Regions from separate parts of the Homo sapiens genome. Here regions 1 and 2 are each linked to region 3. Evidence: chromatin contacts called from ENCODE Hi-C or POLR2A ChIA-PET data. All regions are on one chromosome and are shown on one strand. The core of a region is the stretch at or near the end of the contact, and the rest is flanking DNA. Distances in the headings are between cores, read along the strand shown.

What was found. Hi-C counts contacts between places; a loop is a spot of excess contacts on that map. ChIA-PET counts read pairs that join two places held with the same protein, here RNA polymerase II (POLR2A). Pooled maps may share reads with other maps.
Region 1: a loop to region 3 is called in a pooled map, with 4 times the contacts of the local background. The contact joins the promoter of PLEKHM1 here to the promoter of HEXIM2-AS1 in region 3. A Hi-C loop is called at or near these places in 1 of 50 pooled maps. POLR2A ChIA-PET finds 5 or more read pairs at or near these places in 3 of 52 experiments (B cell, activated CD8-positive, alpha-beta memory T cell and endothelial cell of umbilical vein).
Region 2: a pooled map shows a loop between it and region 3 (3-fold over the local background). The contact joins the promoter of GJC1 here to the promoter of HEXIM2-AS1 in region 3. A Hi-C loop is called at or near these places in 2 of 50 pooled maps. POLR2A ChIA-PET finds 5 or more read pairs at or near these places in 5 of 52 experiments (GM10248, GM12878, K562 and 2 more).

The regions. Positions count from the first base shown.
Region 1 is chr17:45,488,550-45,492,898 of GRCh38, forward strand. PLEKHM1 (pleckstrin homology and RUN domain containing M1) reads right to left here and starts at 2,172. Exons shown (of 12, transcript NM_014798.3): 1 at 2,103-2,172. It overlaps LOC105369225 (a long non-coding RNA gene), which reads left to right and starts at 2,323. Exons shown (of 5, transcript XR_002958152.2): 1 at 2,323-4,349.
Region 2 is chr17:44,828,046-44,832,377 of GRCh38, forward strand. GJC1 (gap junction protein gamma 1) reads right to left here and starts at 2,242. Exons shown (of 3, transcript NM_005497.4): 1 at 2,017-2,242. RefSeq lists a silencer at 1,555-1,844 and enhancers at 1,900-2,873, 2,874-3,847.
Region 3 is chr17:45,159,089-45,163,695 of GRCh38, forward strand. It overlaps HEXIM2-AS1 (HEXIM2 antisense RNA 1), which reads right to left and starts at 2,450. Exons shown (of 3, transcript NR_186789.1): 1 at 2,373-2,450; 2 at 242-404. HEXIM2 (HEXIM P-TEFb complex subunit 2) reads left to right here and starts at 2,787. Exons shown (of 4, transcript NM_001303441.2): 1 at 2,787-2,943; 2 at 3,400-3,547; 3 at 3,662-3,771. The coding sequence starts at 3,706. RefSeq lists enhancers at 1,422-2,037, 2,038-2,653, 2,307-2,536, 2,654-3,269, 2,687-2,886 and 1 more.

The DNA of each region.
Region 1 (4,349 bases), core at 922-3,421, 330 kb after region 3:
TATTAATGGGAGGACATTGAAGGTAAACAGCATTCACTTTTCAAAGGAATACGACTATAAGTGGCAAGCAGAGACAGTGTTCTTTGGGGCTCTTTAAAACTGCAATCAGCCAGGTGCGGCGGCTCACGCCCGTAATCCCAGCACTTTGGGAGGCCGAGGTGGGTGGATCACCTGAGGTCGGGAGTTGGAGACCAGCCTGATCAACACAGAGAAACCCCCATCTCTACTAAAAATACAAAACTAGCCGGGCATGGTGGTGTATGCCTGTAATCCCAGCTACTCGGGAGGCTGAGGCAGGAGAATCGCTTGAACCTGGGAGGCAGAGGTTGCGGTGAGCCGAGATCATGCCACTGCACTCCAGGCTGGGGAACAAGAGTAAACTCCGTCGAAAAAAAGAAAGAAAGAAAGAAAAAAGCTGCAATCAAATGGCCCACCCATCTGATGCCGGGTCCTCAGGATTCAGAGAAAATGTGTACCAAAAAGCCCCCAGGAAACTATAAATGCTGAGCATGGGACTTGGGTGCCTCTGGAATGTCCTTCTGCCTCAGCTACTCTGAGATAACATGGTTCCCTGTGTTCATGGAACCCAGATGGCCAAAAGTCAATGATCCAGCACTTAAAAGAAAAGAAAGCGATTCAAGAGCCTCTGTACCCACCTAGGCCTCAGCCTCCCCAGGACCTACTCACCTATACTCTTCACAACAGGTAACGTTGCCTCTGGCACCCATCATATCCCCTGAATTCAGCATCAGGACTGATCTGCCATCAGCTCTGGCAGGGAGAGGCCCTTACAAGTGCCAAGAAAAGGAACACGAACAATATTCTGTGACCACAGCCAACACCACACAGAACTTCCCAGAAGCTCTCCAGGGCGAGAACACCAACCAGAAGGAAGTGACAGCTTCCATCATTCTGTGCTAAGTGAGCTGAGTGAGTGGCCGTCTCTCACCTTCCAGATATTTGAATGATACCTACCATTCCAGCAGCCAGCACAAGTCATTTAATATGAATGCCAAAAACACAATCCCTGAGGACAGGTGCAGGAGACCAGATGCCAGGAAAAACCCCGGCCCCACCCAAGAGTTGGGGAGAGCCCACTGCTCCTCCACCCTTATTTACCACCTGAGCCCCTGCACCCGCCAATCATGCTGCTCAGTCTGTAACTGCGGGTCTGAGTGAGCACCTACATTTGGCTGTTGAGGGGCAGCTGGTGGAGTTGGCAGGCGACTCTGCACTAAGTTCTCAGGTTGAATGGGAGTTGGGTCGAGGGAAGCAATGGACGCAGAGTTGGGGTGAAGAGTTGCGGTGGGTCAGCGGGGGTGAAAGGACATGGAGATGTCATTTTTAACAAGATTGGGTGAGGGTGGTAGGAAAGGAGGCAGCAAGAGTTCGGGACAGTTTGGCAAAGACTTAGGGATGGGCTGTCCTCAGTACGGCAGGAGACGCAAAGGAAGGTATACAGTGGCTAGGAGACTAAGGACGAGAAGACACAGTTAAGACTTGGAATAAGGCTGAGATCGGAGTTATCCAGAAGAAAGCGGTGAGCTCAACAGGGCACCTACTTTGGGGGTGGGTCTTAGATGAGAGGGCGGAGGTAGAATGTTTGGGATGAGCAGATCTTGGGGAGCTAGACGGGGGATGGGGGTGACTGGGATAAGAAAGCTGAGCCAGAAAAGGGGAAACCTGAATGGTGGGTCTCGGGGAGGTAAGCGCGGAGCATCGGGATTACCAGAGGGGTGGGGAGAGAGGATGAGGTGTGTCAGGGCGGGGCGAAGGGACGTGGCCGAGATCGGTGTTGGAACTGGGGTAAAGTGGGGTCACGAGTGAAGCTGCATTTAAGCAAGACCGCTGGTGAGGGGATGCGGGCGCGGGCTGGGGGCTGGACAGACGGAGGGGACGGGGCCACAGCGGCGGTGCAGGGGGAAGGCTGGGTCGGAGAGGAGCGGGCGCGGGCTGGACAGGGCTGAGGGCCCTGAAGCCGGGCAGTCTCAGGGTAACCAGGGGCTGGGAATCGCGGAGGGAGCGGGAGGCCCACCGCCCGTTCGCGCCTCGGCCCTCCCACCACTCCGCCGCCCTCCTCGCATCTTGACCCCCTAACTCACCAAGCGGAGCGAGGAGCGAGGCGAGGGGCGCTCCCGGCCGCGGCAGCCCCTCAGCCTCCGAGCCGACGATGCGGTCTCTCGGCCACTGACAACAGGAAGCGGCGCCCCGGCCCCTGACGCCATCACGTTGGCTCGGCGCTCCGGCCCTGCCCCGGCCCGCGGTGCCAATCGCGCAGCCCGAAGGAGCCTTGGGGCGGGGCCAGCTGCTCCCGGAAGTCCCTGGGAGCTGAGCCCCGGGGCAGATGCGAGGTCTGGGAGGCTGGGGAACTGGGGGCGCCTGCAGGGCGCAGAGAGGCGAAGGCACCGGTGTCAGGGAGAACGCATCCGTTACCGCCCGCCTCCCGCAGGTCTGCGTCAAACTAGATCCTGGCTTCTGGGTTCCTGACCTCGTTTGGCCTCAGAACCATCTGTGCAACATTGGGGCTGTCACTTCGCCTCCCTCAGCTGAAGAGTTCCCACTTGTGAGTGGGACTAATAACGCCTGCCCTATCTTTGCCTCTCCGAGGGCAGCAGTGCAGCCCGTGGGGCGGAGCCCGGGCCCAAATTGGAGCCTCCGCCTTGCGCTTTCAGGATAAACATAGCTGTTTTGACCACACTTTATCCCAAGGGAACGCCTTGAGGTCCCCTTGGGCACTCTCCCGTGTGTAACTCGCCCATTAGCACCGCCTGGCTTGAAGCTTAGGGGTCTGGTTATTCTCTTCTAGCCCGTGTAGAGGATTTCTTTCTTCCTTTCTGCTTTTTTTTTGAGACAGGGTCTCACTCTGTCGCCCAGACTGGAGTGCTGTGGCACGATCACGGCTCACCACAGCTTTGACCTCACGGACTAAGTGGTTCTCCCACCTCAGCCTCCAAGCAGCTGGGACTACAGGCGTGCACCACCACGCCCAGCTAATTTTTTCTTTTTTCTTTTTTTTTTTTTTTTTGCGACGGAGTCTGGCTCTGTCGCCCAGGCTGGAGTGCAATGGCGCGATCTCGGCTCACTGCAAGCTCCGCCTCCTGGATTGACGCCATTCTCCTGCCTCAGCCTCCCGAGTAGCTGGGACTACAGGAGCCCGCCACCACGCCCGGCTAATTTTTTTATGTTTTTAGTAGAGATGGGGTTTCACCGTGTTAGCCAGGATGGTCTCGATCTCCTGACCTGGTGATCCACCCGCCTCGGCCTCCCAAAGTGCTGGGATCACAGGCGTGAGCCACCGCGCCCGGCCAATCTTTTCATTTTTAAAAAAATTTGTTTATTTTGTAGAGACAGGGGTCTCACTGTGTTACCTAACCTGGTCTCCAACTCCTGGCCTCAGGCGATCCTCCTGACTCGGCCTCCCAAAGTGCTGGGATTACAGGCATGAACCACCACACCTGGCCTGTATATCTTCTTTCTAACGCAAAAGTGACATTTCTCTTTCAGATGAACTCGGAACAAAATGTCATAAGTGGTGGCCACAGGTAGTGAAGAGCAGGGCAGGGAGTGTTGGCAGGGACCCATGCTCTGGACACTTTATACTTGCAGGCTTTGGTCAATTGGGAGCCTAGGGCCTGAGTGTGGATGAGGAGAGGTACTGCTACATGCCAGTCCTAAGTGGGCACAGGGGTTGGCTGGGGAACGGGCCAGTTCTTGGAAGCAAGCTTCACTGCCCTCGGCCTGGGCGTCCTGTGCTCTTTTGGCTTCTCTGGGTAGGAAGGTGTCCCTCTTATCTCTGCAAAGTTCAGAGTCCCACTGTCTGCTTTCAAGTATAAAACCAGCACTTGGGGGTATGACCCTGGACTGTATGAGGGCCGCCCTTTCAGTAATTCTCTCTCCAGGAGTGAGAACCTCCCCTTCTCAATTTTAGACTAGATGGGTCTGAGTGTGTTTACTGCAGTTAATGGTTGAGCAGGAAGATTAGAAATAAGGACATAGAGACAAACTATTCTCTCGGTGTTAAACTCATTTTAAACAAAGTGGAAAGTAAGGGATTTAGTAGGGAAATCCTTTCACCTTGGCAAAACGATAGTATACAACTGGCACAGCATAATCCTTGGTGGCTTGGCACAAGCATTCCCTGTCCCCCATCAAGCACATAATGTCCCTCAGTAATTCCACTGCATTTTTGTGCAGCGGCTGTGTGCTGGAGCTGTGGGGAACCCCTCGGTAATCTCTTGTCTGCTTTTTAGGAGCCCCTATCTCCTGGTCTTCTCTTACTTCCCAAGCTACCCTGCTTCTTTGAAAAGTCTTCAGGCTTGCCTACCTCTTCTCAGCTTGCTCTGCATGCC
Region 2 (4,332 bases), core at 992-3,491, 330 kb before region 3:
CTAAGATCCTCATTACTCAATTGATAGGCAAGCCTGGACCTGGGGGGAAGTGGACTAATCAGAAACACAACCCTGCATTCCTTCCCTTTGGCTGACTTATACAAATATAAGAATAAAATTTAATTGACAAAGGATAACAGCATTTATAAGTAAGATTGTTATGCTGGAGATATGTTAATTAAGTCCTCTGGATTAAAGGCTAAAACTCAATTTTACCTGCATGAATTGATTACAGAGAAAATTACCAGGTCCTTTGCTCCTTTTTAAGAGAACTGTGGTAGAACTTTTTAAGAGAACTGTTTCTGGTAGAAAACAATTCTTAAGTCACACAACCTCAAAAGTTAAAAGTGCTGGCTTTTGAAGAGGTTGTTTGAAATGCTTTGGAAAAATGCACAACAGTTTAAGTAGTAAATAATATTAAGCCATTACAAATCAGGACAAATATTAACAGACCTTCCATACAACTTCTATGTATCTCTTCAATATGCCCTTTGCCTACAGCACTCTGGGCACAAAAATCTGGGGAAAACTAAGATCTGTTTATTGGAGCTTTTTACCTTCTACCCAGAAAAGTTAGTTCGTGTTTAATTCTGACATTACACAGTACTTAAGACATTCAAAGCAACTGCAGTGATACAACTCTATGCTAAGTTTTTTTTAAATCAGTAAACTTAACCCACAACTCACAATATTTTAATCAGGAGCTCTGGAAGTAAGGGTATTTTTCTGTTTTTTTCCATACCCTCTGAGGTTGAAATTTTTTTGCTCTTTTACTCTGAATAATACCTAAACCCTCTCTAGGGAGAGAAATATTTTATTCCTAAATGACATTATTAACGCATTTTTCTACAGATATTAAAGTACTGGAGATATGCTGTTTCCTGCTTATCAGGAAATTAAAATCCCTTTCATTTATGTAGTTTGATTTTTTATAGCGCTTTCACATATATTCACTTGAACGTATACACGACACAAACATATAACAAATTTAGACTTATCAGGCATACAAGATGACCCTCAGCCTGAACTTATTCAAACTTAACTTACTCGATTTCACATCGTCTTGATGCTAACAAAATTAAGCATGAGCATAATGAAATCGGTATCACTGCCAGTTCTCAATGAACAAAAAGAAAACCAAATTCGCCCATTTCGCAAAGGAAAAGTACTCCCAATCAGACAATCGCAAAAAAAAGAACAAAATCTAAACCATACATTCACGTACATCTTTTCAACTCAGAGCTCCAAACGCAGCCGCCAACCACACAACTGCCCACAATCACAGCGGTAGCGCCTACTCTTAATTTTGAAGCTAGAGACTTAAGGAAACACACACACACACAAAACAGTTCTCAAGTTTGACAAAGTGGGGGAAAAGTCATTTTAAGTAAAGACAACGAGTTAATCAGGAGGCGATGAGCCCAGTCCTTCCGCCCCGCTTTCCCGCTTCCAGCCCTCGAACGAACCCTCCTCTAACCCCCGGGAGGCAGGAGTTCCAGCGGGGAGATGCGGGAAGCCTCAGACGAGCCCGCACGCCGCCGGAGACGCAGGGATCGAGGTCGGGGAGACAAAGAGCAGCCCGCGAAGAGCCCGGGCGGCGAGGGGCGGCCCGGCTCCGCCCTGCGCCCCTAACCGCCCGGGTAGTTGTCGGCACCGCCGGGGCGCCGCCGAGTGCGCGCCGCTTCTGTCCGGGCTCCCCGACCGTCGCCCGACACCTCCGCGGCCCAGGACACCCCCGAGCCGTTTCCCTCCCGATTTGGGAGCCGCGCGCCTGGGGACAAAGAGGGAGGGTGCGCCGGGGACAGTGGCAGGACGCGGGCCGGCGACGCCCCTCCGGACTCGGCGGGAACCCCTCGGCGGCGCCCCCCTCCTTCTCCCGCTCTGGCCGCGCTCCTCCCCGGACCTCCGGAGGTTCTCCTCGGCCCCTCCCCGGGCTCCCCAAGAGTTCTCCCGCCTCCCCCTGGGACCCCGCCCCTGGCCCGCTTCTCCTCAGCCGGCCCTGCGGCCGCCCCTCACCCGGCGGCGGGTTCCCCCGGAGCCGCCTCCTCCGCCGGGCCTCGGCCCGTCCCGCCGGTCGCGGCCTCATGTGCCCCGCGTCGCCATCGCCTTCACCCTCGCCTCTCCTCCACCTCCTCCGCCGCTGCCGCCTTCGCCTCAGTCTCCAGCCGAGGCAGAAGCCGCTCCCGCCGCTGCCGCCGCCGCCGCCGCCTCCCGCTCCCGCCGCCGCGACCCGCGGGAAGGCGCCTGCGCACTGCGCGCTGCGGTGGGGGCGGGGGCGTCCCGCCGCGGCCCGGGAGCGGGGGGCGCGCGGCACGTGGCGCTCGAGTGGGAGGGGGGCGCCCCAGAACGCGCGGGAAGCGACGCGAGCGCCAACTTTCCGCGGTCGAGTCCTCGCCGCTCTCTCGGATAGTCCGGGACGCGGCGGAGGCGCGGCGCGCGTGGGAGTCACCCGCGTGGAGTCTGGACCCCGGGTGGGCGCAGACTTCGCTCCGGACAGTTCATTCTTCCAAGCTGATTTTCGGGCGAGAGTCCCCCGCCAGCCGCGCCTCAGTTTGAGCGGGCCGCTAACGGCGCCGTGGGTTCTCGCCTTACCTGGGTATCCTGGGTTGGTTTAGCGGGCCCAGAGTTGTCTTCTGCGCGCTCCGCCGAGGCCTTGGTCCATTGTAGCACGGGATGCTAATGTCTCCTCCCAGGTTCTGCTCTACAATTCCTCGAGGATCTGGCGGGCCCTGCGTGGATCTAGCTAGAGTCGGGGCTCTTAGCAGTGCTCTAGATACTTTTCAGGTCCTGAACTTCTCGGATTAGCAAGACCCTAATAGGCTATTTCCTCTTAACTCTTTGCATCCCAGCAGGATCCCATTCAGAGGACTTGGGAAAAATTTTCATGCATAGGAATCCCCAGTTTTAAAATGCCCAGTAGGAAACCGAAAATTCTCCAAATGCTTTAAGTAGAGTAAGACTTTGGGTAATAAAGGAAGGCTCAGTAAAGAGATGGGCGACCTCTGGAATGATCTCATCTGAGCATCAGAATGCCGATGGACAGGCTTTTATTATTTTGCCCTTTTGACCAGAGGGGAAATTAAGCGCTAACAAGTGAGGTTACTTGCTGCAAGTCAAACTCCCCCACCCAAAGCCAAGCCCTAAGGGGTAGCCCCAGAGTGGAAATCTTGAAGGCTAGGCATCTAATGCACTGACCAGTTTTGTGTGGCCAGTATGTTTTCCAAAAATATGAATTAGTTACCAAAATATTAAAATCCAGATTTCTGGCCTCCCTAAAAAGTCAAAAGCTGCTTACTTTGAGCTTCTCTTTTCACATGGCAGCTCCTCTTGAGTCACCTTGTCCGGGTAGGCAATGTCCCCACTCAGCTGCTTAAATCATTTCATGACCTGCTTGGCCTCGGAGCATTTAAGTACTTCTCCCTGTGATTGCTGTAGTCTGTCCCCACGCCTTATCACATTGCCTCTCTACAGATGTATTTAAAATGACAAGTGTGGGATGGGCGCGGTGGCTCACGCCTGTAATTCCAGCACTTTGGGAGGCCTAGGCAGGCGGATTGCTTGAGCCCTGGGGTTCCAGACCAGCCTGGACAATATGGCAAAACCCCCATCTCTACAAAAAATACAAAAATTAGCCGGGTGTGGTGACGCGCACCTGTGATCCTAGCTACTCCAAGCATGAGGTGGGAGGATCGCTTGAGCCCGGGAGGTCAAGGCTGCAGTAAGCTGAGATAGCGCCACTGCACTCCAGCCTGAGCGACAGAGTGAGACCCTGTCTCAAAAAAATAAGTGAAAAAAATAAAATGACCAGGGTGAAAACTCTGAAAATACCTGGAAATAATAAATAGCATGTAACTAAAATAACACAGGAAACAACATCATTGTACCTGTTGAATAAAATATTAAAATTCTCACAGCCTGCAACTGTAAACTAGTACAAATAACTTTTTTGTTTTGTTTTGTTTTGAGGGAGAGTCTCACTCTGTCGCCAGGCTGGAGTGCAGTGGGCGCCATCTAGGCTCACTGCAAGCTCCACCTCCCCGGTTCAAGCAATTCTCCTGCCTCAGCCTCCCGAGTAGCTGGGACTACAGGCGCACGCAACCACGCCCAACTAATTTTTGTATTTTTAGTAGAGACAGGGTTTCACCATGTTGGCCAGGATGGTCTCGATCTCCTGACCTTGTGATCCGCCTGCCTCGGCCTCCCAAAGTGCTGGGATTACAGGCATGAGCCACCGTGCCTGGCCTAAATCACTTTGTTGTTGTTTTTGCAACAGAGTCTCACTCTGTCGCCCACGCTGGAGTGCAGTGGGGTGATCTCGGCTCACTGCGATGT
Region 3 (4,607 bases), core at 1,200-3,699:
CTTAAGGATAGTAAGTTTCATTTACAAATGAGTAACAAATTTCTGCTGCTGGTACAGTATTTGCCACTCAGTAGCATCCAAAAATTTCACTAGATTACTTCATAATGGAGGATGAATCCCAAGTGTCTAGGATCCTCCATTAAATTCTTGACAGAAGACCCACAAAGATCGTCTTTAAAAGCCTTTTCTGTTCCTATGACTATTTAAGTCCTACCAAGTTAGTTAGCTTTTTTAAACTCACATCTCTTGATCAGTGTAGAGCGAACATGTCATATGTAGGTAAAAAATCAAACCACAGTAGGCATCAAGTGTACTGAAGCTTCAGTTAGGAGTAAGTGGTTCCAGTTTTGGATTGAGGACCCTAGTCAATGATGATCCTATTTTGTAATCCAGTTGTAAAACATCTGGGGAGCAGAGGGAAAAAAGTTAATGCTATGGAGTTGTCACTCCAACTGAAGAAAAATTATTAATAGGAGGAGCAGAACTTCAGTTCTGGAAAACTTTTTTTTTTTTTTGAGACAGAGTCTTACTCTGTCACCCAGGCTGGAGTGCAACGGTGAGAGGCTCATGGCAAACTCTGCCTCCTGGGTTCAAGCGATTCTCCTGCCTCAGCCTCCCGAGTAGCTGGGATTACAGGCACGCAACTCCACACCCGGCTAATTTTGTATTTTTAGTAGAGAAGGGGCTTCACCATGTTGGCCAGGTTGGTCTCAAACTCCTGACCTCAGGTGATCCACCCGCCTCCACCTCCCAAAGGGCTGGGATTACAGGTGTGAGCCACCGCGCCAGGCCAAGTTCTGTTAAACTTTTAGTAAGGCTGAAGGCTTAGGCATGTTTTGACCATTTGTAACTGATAATAAGACTCATCACAAGGTACCCACAAAATTCACTGCCAGTCACTCTGCTACGTCAAAGCCTCTCCTACTTCAGCACCTACCTAGGCATAATTTTAACTGACATTTTAGCAATAAAACTTTTATTTGAAGATATCCTTGAGCCACAAATCTCTCTGGATTTAGATTTCAAGCAGTAGGAAGTAAGATGGTTTAACCTGCAATTCAATAAAAGAACTTCACATCAAACTTCAATCTTTAAGAAGCTGCTACAGCTATAATGTAAGGTTAAGAGTTTATTCTTTCAAAGCAGGTCTCCTCATCTCTTAAACGCTATACATATGAAGTAGATAAAAACTGGTTTCTTTTTTGGTAGCATTTAGGATCTACAAAAGTGATCCTTCAATTACTTGGAATTTCAAAAAATTGAGGTTACCTAGTAACAATGCACCAGTAGAACACAAAATACTCTGACTTTGTTTAGTCTGTGGGAAAAGAAAAATCTTTAAACTGGAAAGATTTTGTAGTCTTACAAAGATTACATTGGAATTGGAATTACTGTAGTTCGTTTTTCCCTCTAGGAGGGCAGCCATTTCTCTAAAAGTTGTGTAAAAGTTAAGACTAGGATTTCAAAATGCAAGCAGATGTTGATGAAGCATACGAAATGGGCAACTCCGTTTCTATTTCGGAGCCGCAGCGACTCCGACTTTGTGCCCCAACCCTGTAAAGGGCAAAACCTCATCCCTTCGGTGTAAACTTTCAAGAGAAGTGGGGCAGCACACTTTAGGCGTTTCACCAAGAGGCTGGCGACATGCTAGGTCAGGTTGTCCGGAGAATCGGGGCTGAATGGGAGAGATCTTGAGGGCAAGAGCCTCAGAGACCTTCAGGCACCGAGCTCGTGAAGGTTTCCAAGTGCCCCTCTCTAGCTGCTCCCAGGGGGAATTAGTGGTTGCTACAGTAGTTTAAGAGGGTCGTGGTTTTTCGCAACCCGGGCGGCGAGATGGCGCTTTGGTGTAAGCGAGGTAAGGTGGGTGCACTGGGATCTCCGCTCTCGGAGCCTCCAGCTGACTGCCACGCCGACTTGTGGCCAGACCTGCGACCTCCGCCCTCCCCCGCGGCGCCAGCCTCTGGAATCTGGCGTCGCCCCCACCTCTCCAGTCGAAGTGGGAGTCCCTCTGTGCGGGGCCTCGCCGCCATACCCAGGCCGAATGGGGGTGGGGAGGGAAGCTGGCAGAGCTCGGCCTCAGGATCCGCGCCCCTGTGGAAAGACCGCAGAGGGAAGCCGTTTCACCAGCCTCTCCCCTTCTGGGGTCTCGGGAAACACGCGGTAATTACCGAAGAACCCCGCACTCTGTGAGAGGCGAGGCTGCGGGGCTGCCGGGACGGTTTGAGGACCGGGCTCGGCCGAGGAGACTCCAACCTTCACCCTCCCTGGCCCCCGGTCCCACTTCCCGCCGTCTCCCGGCGCCGCCACTTCAGGTAGCCCACTCGGCCCGGCCTCTCCCCGCGCCCGGACCACCCCCCACGGGGTGCTCTCACTGCGCAGCGAGTCCCTCCGCTGCCTCCTCCCAGCCCAAAATGGCGGCGATGGCCGCCGAGCTTCTCGTCGCCTTCCTCAAAGGCCAAGGATCCCTCCGCGCCTGCTGCCCCGCCCACCTTAGCCGGATCTATTTTCTGCCCCGTAAAGATTAACGCCATCAATGAACTCTTTAATTGAGTTCGGAGAAGGCGGGTCCAGTTGTGCCTCCTCACAGCTAATCGTTGCCAAAAAAGCGAGAATATTGGCAGAAGGCTTGACCAATCAAAGAAGGCAGTGATGCGCGCGCGGTCTGCCCCCGCGCAAGGGTAGATGGGTTTTGGAGTCTCGGGTGTGGCTGTTGACGTTACAGGCCCTTGGATCGCTTTTCAGGCCAGAAGAACTACAATCCCCAGCAGGCACCGCGCGTCCAGGCTCTCTCTTCCCCCCCATCTTAGTGGCCTGAGCGGCTTGACCAGAGCTGCTGCAACTGCAGCAAGAGGTAGGGCTCAGGCGTTGGGAATTGCACCGACAGGCAGTCGCACAGAAAGGCACACAGATGTAGTGGTGTGCATAGCCCTTGACAGCGAATAGGTCAGTTCCACCTTTGCAAAACCTCTTTCCATGACTGTCTCCCTTCTTCCAAGAAATCCATCCTTATCCTAGTTGGGTTTCCCTCCCAGCTGCATGTAGTGCAAAGACCTCTTTCCCCTTTTCTCCTGTTTCCCTTTCTGAGAGGAAGGAGGGAGGCAGGCCAGGACCTTAGAGGAAAAGTCCTCAGCACTAGGCTGGCCCAGGTCCCAGCTGTGCTTCTGGCCTTTGGAGCCCAGCTTGGGGAGAAGGTTGGGGGTGCAGGGCTGCATCAAGATTGGGGCCACTGGAGACAGTGGGGAAGGACTCGTGAGCTTGCTCCATGTTCTCCCGTGGCAGCAGCAGCCCCGCTGCACTCCCAGCCTCCCCAGGCAGTCCTCCTTTGCCCCTTTGGTGGTTGGGGAAACAAAACTTACACCTGGCTTCCTGGCTGCCAACCTGGGCCTCGGTGACTTCCAGGAGGACAGTACAGGACATGAGTCCTGGTGAGGGACCCGAGGAGCAGGACAGAGAAGACGGCCCCTGAATCCCATTTGGCCCCTTGCTGGCTGGAGGTGTGAAAACCAGCGGTGGAGGCAGCCTTCGGGGCCTGCATTTGAGAATAAGGGTATGAAGGGCTGGGGTACAAAATGGCTGCCACTGCCTGGGCAAACAATTCTGGGCAGCCAGAGTATTCCTGACGTTCCTTCAGGATTTAGGTTTCTGTTGTTGTTCAAAGCAGGTGTCACTAGTTCCAGGCGTCTGCTGAAAGATTTGGAACAGAAGATGATGGCCACTCCGAACCAGACCGCCTGTAATGCAGAGTCACCAGTGGCCCTGGAGGAGGCCAAGGTAAGTCCCTGCCCTCCTGCCCACCCAAGCACCACGAGCACGGGTCCCACAGCTGAGATCCAAACTTCTTGTCCCAGATGTGTTGGTAGATTTGGAAAACCAGTATTTTGACGAATCAGTACTATGCACTAGGCAATAGGCCGGAATCCCAGTCTATGCTAGCTGATGAAATCTTAGTAACTGGCCGGGTGCGGTGGCTCACACCTGTAATCCCAGCACTTTGGGAGGCCTAGGTGGGTGGATCACCTGAGGTCAGGAGTTCGAGACCAGCCTGACCAACATGGCAAAACCCTGGCTGTACTGAAAATGCAAAATTAGCCTGGCATAGTGGTGGCGCATGCCTGTGATCCCAGCTACTTGGGAGGTTGAGGCAGGAGAATCGCTTGAACCCAGGGGTCGGAGGTTGCAGTGAGCCAAGATCTCGCAATTGCACTCCAGCCTGGGCGTCAGAGCGAGACTCCGTCTCAAAAAAAAAAAAAAAAAAAAAAAATCCTAGTAACCCTTTCAGGTAGGAATTATTTCCAATTCCCAGAAGCTAAGGTTCTGAGACCTGAAATACCTGTTCCAGAATCATGCTATCTACAAGCAACAGACCCAGGGTTTAAACTTAGGGCCTTCTGACAACAGAACATTGCCTTGACCTCAAGTCCAAAGAGGGCATGGAGGGACTGGGTTGAATGTTTACATTTTGTCCAGGCTAAGAACCAAGTCTGAAGCAGGAAGAAGAGTTTTTGGTTCATAATTTGGAATGGACCCAGGCAGGCAATTCACTTGAGACCAGAAGTTCAAGACCAGCCTGGCCAACATGGTGAAACCTCATCTCTACTAAAAATACA